2 separate regions of the Mus musculus genome follow, and region 1 is linked to region 2. A link is a contact called in ENCODE Hi-C data. All regions are on one chromosome and are shown on one strand. Each heading gives the region's core, a stretch centred on a gene start or an enhancer-like site at or near the end of the contact. The rest is flanking DNA. Distances are from core to core; before and after follow the strand shown. Region 1 holds the start of Tmub1 (transmembrane and ubiquitin-like domain containing 1). Region 2 holds the start of 2700038G22Rik (RIKEN cDNA 2700038G22 gene).

The links. Hi-C counts contacts between places; a loop is a spot of excess contacts on that map.
Region 1: a loop to region 2 is called in a map of v-Abl transformed pro-B cells, with 3 times the contacts of the local background. The contact joins the promoter of Tmub1 here to the promoter of 2700038G22Rik in region 2. A Hi-C loop is called at or near these places in 2 of 37 maps with a recorded cell type or tissue (T-helper 1 cell and v-Abl transformed pro-B cells).

What each region holds. Positions count from the first base shown.
Region 1 is chr5:24,445,848-24,449,643 of GRCm38, forward strand. It overlaps Tmub1 (transmembrane and ubiquitin-like domain containing 1), which reads right to left and starts at 1,999. Exons shown (of 3, transcript NM_022418.3): 1 at 1,910-1,999; 2 at 687-1,105; 3 at 1-426. The coding sequence starts at 1,072. The coding sequence ends at 75.
Region 2 is chr5:23,848,465-23,852,126 of GRCm38, forward strand. It overlaps 2700038G22Rik (RIKEN cDNA 2700038G22 gene), which reads left to right and starts at 2,133. Exons shown (of 4, transcript NR_045042.1): 1 at 2,133-2,157; 2 at 3,657-3,662. It overlaps Gm42228 (a long non-coding RNA gene), which reads right to left. Exons shown (of 2, transcript XR_880875.3): 2 at 990-1,666.

The sequences.
Region 1 (3,796 bases), core at 749-3,248, 600 kb after region 2:
ACAGCAGCTCCCTTTGCGCCTTGGGGAATGAGGTCCAGAGGGGCTGGCTACACTGCCAAAAGCCCGTGGAGGCACTACGGCCGATACATGGCAAAGGCCAGGAGACTGAGGAGCAGGGTGAAGCCGGCCAGACCCAGGGTAGCGGTCAGGGGAAAGAAGGGCCGGTACTGGATCTGGCAGTACCAGAGCAGGAGCAGCAGCAGAAGCAGCAGGGGCAACAGAAGGCTGCCGATTTCCAGCCCGGAGGGGCCGGGCTCTGACCCCGGTGGGCAGGGAGGATGTGGGGGACCGACTCTCGTGGACACGTGGCAGTGGAGAACGCAGTTGGGGGGCAGGTGGAGACTGCCTAGTGTCTGAGTGTCGTCTCCTAGCAGTTGACCTTGGTAGATGAGCCGAACCTGCTGTTCCTGGCCTGGAAACTGGGTCCTGAGGAGAGAGGGACCTGGGTAAGAGAGCAGGCCTCAGGCAGTCCTGGCCCATTGTTCAGAGGACCAATCCCAATTTTCACCACCCCTACACCTGACCACCCAGATCCTGGCCTCTGGGGGACAGATTAACAGGAATGGTGTATAATGTGAGGAGACAGATTTTTCAAACAGAAAATAAGGGAGAGCTTCATAGGGTGACCCTTCTATAGACACCCACCCCATTTTTAGCATTTTGTTCTTACCCTCTTCCCAGCTTACCTTTTTAAGGAGCCAATGGTGTCCTGAGGCCAGGCCCTGGCTACCTGCTCAGAGTCATTGAGAAATTTCAACCGTAGAAGTAGGGGTTCCTGCGGAGAGTCTGGAGGTGTTGATGCTGTGACCCCTGTGTCAGGCTCTGGCTGTGCAGATGGACCTCTGTGTCTCAGGCTGGGACTCTCAGCCCCTGGGGCCTCCTCTCTGATGCTGTCAGAGGCTGACATGGCTTCACTGGGCTGTGCTGGTGTTGTGGTCCCCGGCGGCTGTGGTTGGGGGTCTGTACTCTCAGTGGTATGTGTTGAGACCCAGGCGAGGGCCAGCACCAGAAGGCAAGCAAGCACCGCAAAAAGGACAGTCACCTCATCGCCTACGCCTTCAATCAAGGCCATGGCACCCGTGCTGCTGCCAGAGGTGCTAAGGAGCTAGAGAGGTGCAAAGAACTGGTGAGGGGCTACTTCCTGGTCAGAAGTCATTCCAACTTCAACTGTCCTAGTTATTGTGTGTGCTTGCGCACCCAGGATGCAGCATCCTGTAGTCCCAAACTTGGCTTTTGGGTAACGTCCCTTCCCATCACCAGATTCCAAGTGCTAGCTTTGCTATCTGAGTTCTAGATCTTCATTCAGCACCCGATTCACCGAAACCTTACGTTCAAGAAAGGGCCTTGCTTTTCTAAGCAACCCTCTCCTTAAATGTAACCTTCATCAAACTTTACCCAGAAGCTTACCTATTCTTTGGTTCACTTCATCCCAAAGTTCACTCCTTCACCTATTTATAGCAAAGCTCATCTGATGCCCTGTCGCTTAAGTTTCTCTGATAAAAGTGTCTCTCTAGCCCCCTGCCCTCCCCCTTACCATTTACCCAAACCCCACCCACAACAAAGACCACTTCCCAAAGCTTCCTAGACAACCCCAAATGTCAAACTCCACCCTTGGCCAATCTGGAGTCTTGGGAGTTGTCTACTCAGCTCGGCACCTTCTCGGGTCCACCCAAAGCCCACCCCGCAGCAGTCTCCCAGCGCCTCCTGGGCTCCAAACCCAGAGGTCTCCAGACCCTTGATCCCTCGGGGAGAACCTAGACCTAGCCCTCCCCACGACTACTCCATCACTCCTCCCATCTGCCCGCCCCCCAGAGCTACTGGAGGGCACCAGCTATCTCGGGGCGGGGCAAGCAGGTCCCAGCTGTGGCCTGGGGCGACCCGGTGGGCGCGGCCACGCACAGCGACTCACCGCCCAGCTCCACCAGCTCCATCTCGGCTCCTCGGGCACTTCCGGGCCGAAGGCACCGAGGTCGCAGACACCTGAGGTCCCTCTCCTTCCCTGCTGCCGCGGCCCGGGAGCATTGTGGGGATTGTAGTTCGCCCTGTTTAGTTCCCGCCCTCCTCCCTGTGAACCCACGTGCCGGGCTGGACCAGATGTTGCCGGTACCCTTGGATCGTCGATGGGCCCACGGGAAGGACCCTGGGGTTTCTGCTTGTCCACAGAGATTTGGTCAGCAGCAAGAAACTCTATCTCCGCTGCCAGCTGCTGGAGCATCTGTCACTCCTGACACCAACGTCATCCTGCAGCATGTCAGAGCACCCGCGTTGGTGATGCAGTGATGAAGGCTCTGGGAAGCGCAGGTGGCCACTACCCAGCCAAGCCTGTGTCATTGTGGACGCCAAAAAGCAGCTTGGTTTTCTAAATTGACTCTGTTGCTGAGAAGGTGTAGGTTGTCTGCCCCACTTGCTAGGGAGAGTGCCTGACGCCAGCTGTCTCCTGGCCTCTGCTGCACTGTGTCCCTATGAGATTGTAAAGATGGCATAGACTTTGGAACTGAGTGTACATCCTGCGGTCTCATGTAGACACTCATCAGCTATATAATCTCTGGTGGGTTATTTAATCTCTGAACAAGTATAATTCTTCTAGGTCAGTTGGAAAGAAGAAACTCGTTTTATTAAATAAGTATGACAGCTCTGTAAAATTTATGTATTTTTTTGTATTTTGCTCGCCTAGTATTAATGCATTGGCTTCACCAAAACGTAAACTGAGAAACTGGCTAAGTATGGTGACATAGCCCTGTAATCCCAGCACTGGGAGTTTGAGGTAGGACAATTAGGAGGTTGAGAACTTTGGTCACCTAGAAAGACCCTGTTTTATTCTCCCACCCCTAAAAAAGTATTTCCACATAAAGGATATAACGATGGATCTGTGACAGCCAATCTCTGTAGATTTTTTCTTATTCCTTTGACTCCAATATCTGCAGAAATCTTGAATCCCAGATTTTACAGACCAGTTTTGACTTGGGAGTTTGCACATGCATGTGTGTCTGTGTGACTTGTCTCTGTTCTCTTATGCTAAGGGTACAGGCAGAGGCTCCCAAGCCTGGTTTCTGACATGAATACTGAGGAGTCAAATGGAGGCCCGTATGCTTGCAGAACAAGTCCCTAATTAGTTTTTTAAAAACAAGGGTTTGTATATCATATTTGTATGGGTGTTTGCCTGAGTATATTTAAGTACACCACACTCAAGCCTTGCGTCTCTGGAGGTCAGAGGAAGTACTAGAGTAATAGGCAGTTTTTTGGAGCCATGTAGGTGTTAGGAACCGAATTAGGGTCCTCTGCAAGAGCAGCAACAGGTGCAGCAAATGTTCTTAACTCCTGAGCCATGTCTCTAGCCCCATCCAGTCCAGTCTTAATTAAAGATAACCTACTCTGCTCTTCTATGGATGGGACCTCTGTTTAACTACTTCAGTTTTCAGATTAAGACCAGATCAAATATTGCCTTGGGCACATTAGTTTGGATTTATAAAGTAAGGAATTAACTTCTGTCTAGTTTCTTCATATTTCTTCATTTATGCTATATTTGAGTATATATGTTTTATATGCTAGGTATTGTGCAAGATACTGGGCATATAATGCTTTCTCTCCTTGCCCTCACTGATACATACTAATAGAGGAACAGATATGCAGATAGACAATCAATGAATGTTAAGGTAGGCATGTGCTGGTGGCTGGGGCAGCACTTTGGAGTGTTTCCCTCCCTCTCAAGTTCTGGGGAACTTCTTGCTGCCAATTCTAAGAATCTAACAGAGATGCTATAGGTTTGTTGGTTTGTATTTTTATTTTTCAAGACAGG
Region 2 (3,662 bases), core at 883-3,382:
TATGACCGTGGGCCTGAGAGCGCTCTTGAATAAAAATCCTCTTGCAGTTTGCAGCAAGACCGTTTCTTGTGAGTGATTTTGGGGTGTTGCCTCTCCTGAGTCAGAACGTGGGGGAGTCCTCACGTTGTGGGTCTTTCAGAAGGAGGGAGAGGAGGGGAGGGAGAAGGGAGACAGAGAGACTGACCTAGGTATGCTTCCTGTGCATGTGGGATTGAGGTAACCATTGTAGGAGGCTGTAGCCTCCCCCTTAGGCTGCCTGAGCGGCACCTTAAAGATGGTGCCTGCCGGATGCAGAGCTGGTGGTGTAAACAAATCTATATTTGGTGGAGACGCGCCCCTGCCGCCCTGATTGGCTGAAGCCTTGTGCCTGGTGAGGTGACGTGGCCTGCCGTGAGTGGATGCGGGCTGAGAGTATATAAGAGTGAGAGGCCCGGGGTTGGGGGAGAGAGATGAAGAGGGAGAGAGATGAAGACTGAAGGTTGCCGAATAAACTGCTGTTAGAAGAACTGGTGGTCTTGTCGTTCGGGCTGGTCGAGGACGAATGCAACAAACCATCACAAGGATAGTTTTGGCCACACTGTGCTGTGCTTAAGTATACCTAAAATAAATAACTGAGGTCTGACTGCCAAAGTTTTGTCAGCGCTGACCACTGAGCCCTGTGGAGCTGACCTGCCTTGTATCCTCACCTCCCAAGGCTCCTCTCTCTGATGCCCATGCAGGCTGCAGAGACCTCTGCAGGGCGGGGAGGACTAGTGAAGAGTCTAGCTGAGTCAGTGACGCCCAGTGATAGAACTTGTCTCAAAAAATAATGTGGAGAATAATTGAGGGAAAGAAACACCAACCTGTGACCTCCACGTGCATGGGCAACACGAGCACAAACACAAAGACACTCACGTACACATACTGAGAAACAAATAGAGAAACAGTTTAAGGTGCCTATAGATATGTTCTTGTGTTGGGGTCTAAAAATCCAAAACAACCCGAGCAGGTTCAAGAGTCCCCCCAAAGCAAGATCTTTATTTGAATTAGGCAGCAAAAATCAACCAGTTAGGAACAGCAGCACAGACTCCGTCTGACTGCGTCTTCGAACATCTTAGTAAGTATTTAAGCAGATGACAAAGATGTATTGCACTCGGGCTGCTGCTGATCAATCAGGGCCATAGAAGAGACTCAGGAACTGAACTGCAACCCCAAGCCAGAATGGTACGGGGCTTTTAAGCTTGAAATCCATAAACGTCTGTGCTAAGTTATCCCACCAATCAGGACTTAGGGGTAGGGGACTTCCTTAAGAGCACGTCTTTGTGGTGCACTTACTCTGTTCCTACAGGACTCAACTGCAGCGTTCATGTTGAAGTGCACTCACCTAGCATCCATGCTTCTACTCACCAAGCAGGAAGTCAGTTACCCAGGGAGGTCTTGGGAACTTAAACTTTGAGTTAAGGCCTGTTCCAAATGGCTTCAGTTGGTTCCTTCTTACACCACTGTCTTCTGAATTCTCCTCTTGCGTTCCCACAAGCAATGGATGAGTGGGGTCTGGGGTGCAGGCGTTTTGATAAGTGTGTAAGTGGTACCATGGTGGTGTCTTACTTTTCAGTTCCTCAGTGGCCTGTGACGCTTAACATACCAAGAGCACACAAAGAGTAGGCAACTCTTTTGAGGGCTGTTGCTATAAGGAGAAATAAAAGGTGGCTTACTTGTGGCAGGATGTAGCAGGAATTTAATGGCGGATGTTTTGGTCTGTTTGGTTGGTTTACGTTTTGTTTTTACATGGCTAGAGAGATGGTTTGCCGCTTAAACAGTGTTCTGTTCTTGTAGAGGACCTGAATTTAGTTCCCAGCATTCAATTTAGGAGGCTCACAGCTGTCTGTGAGTCCAGCTCCAGGGAAGCTGACACCTATGTCTGGCATTTTGAGCACATGCAAATATCACAGACAGACATAGTTTAAGTCTTTTTGGGGAAGCGGGCGGGGCCAGTGGCTCTGGTGCCGCCAGGGGGCGCGTGAGGGCCGGCGCTGGAGTCAGGCGGGAACGGGGGAAGGGGCGGGCAGGAGGGGCGCTGGGCCACTCTGGTTGGCTGAGCCCCGGTGCTCAATGTCCGGTCGGTTTTAAACTCGGTCCCGCCCTGGCGCCCAGCTCTTCCGCCGCGGCGCGCTCCTGGTAAGTACTCTCCCCATTGCGAGTCCCAGGACCACGCCACGTGGTCTTGGCGATTTTCACGGCGCTCGCCCGTGGCGCGGGTCCCTGCCCATACGCGTCCCTTCTGTGTGGGACAGGCGATCAGCCTTGCGCTGCCCGGATTTGTCCCCTCTCGGATGGAGGCGCGGCGTCCGGACAGCCCGGGTCCTGGGCACACTCGGGGCTTCCCGCCCGCCCAGGACTCCGATGACGGGGACATCGACTATTTAGGAAGCGAATGAGATCAGAGCTCGGAAAGTAGCAGGAGGCAGGATAATCCCAGTGTCAGCAAGGGCAGGGGTGATTTCGCCCACGCAGGCGCGTCCTCGCCGCCGCACGTGTCCTTTAATTGCTGCTTGGCACAAAGGCTGGGCTTTTTGTTTTGTGCTCATTTGTTTTAAGGTTTGAGGGTATATTCAGGCGGATACCTGCAACCGAGTCCAGCAGGGACCTCTGCCTACAGGACCTGGATTACCCTACTGCTGACACAGACCCAGCCTGTCTGGGTTTTGGGTCCTGGGAGAAATCTGAGCCACTGGATTAGCACTTAAGCAAGGTGACTTATAAGCAATGATTTAGGAATCGTGATTTGGAATTCCTAAGACCGGGTATAGGTGTTTAGCGAGCACCCAGGAGTCCTCCCTGTTTAAGAGGTGACTGATTGAGACACCAATTAAAAGTAAATATCATGGTTGGAGAGATGACTCAGTGGTTAAGAGTACTGACAGCTCTTCTAGAGTTCCCGAGTTAAATTCTCAGCAACCACATGGTGGCTCACAACCATCTGTAATGAGATCTGATGCCCTCCTCTGGTGTTGTCTGGAGATAGCAACAGTGCACTCATATAGAAGAAATAAATCTTTTTAAAAGATTATTAGATTATTGAGACAGATTGTCATACTGGCCCAGAGAATATTTGTGCTCTAGGACCCTAAGTATTGGCATTTATGGACATAAGCCACTGTGCCTGGTAAAGGACATTTTAGAGGAAAAATAGGCTTGTGGGCTCTTGTAAACAAGTTCCCTGTGTTGTAGTTTTCTTTCCGTTAGAGGTTAGGGTTCTGTTGAGCCCCTTCGAGAGTGAAGGGCAGCATGAGCCACCTTCTAAGGTAAGGAGTTATTTTTCCCTTCCTCATTCAGGCTCAGGAGACACATCTGACGCTGCTTCTGGTTTTGAAATCAGAGAAAATGTTTCACTTTCTTAAAGGAAGAGTACTGCTATTACCTGCAGTACTATTTGCTTCTAAACATTAAGAGTTTTTGCTTCTGGGGTGGAAATAGTGGGAAAGATGGCCCAGAGGGAATAAAATGGACTCCCAGCTGTCAGCAGTATGAAGATTAGAGCTCTGTGCAGGAATAAATGCTAGTCAGAGGCAGGCCTTCCATCACCAGATGCAGCTAGGAGCCACCAGGAAGGTCCTTTCTGAAGGAAGCTGTGGCTGCTGCTTGTAACAGTGCTGGTTCTTTTTTCTTTTGAGCAGATGAGT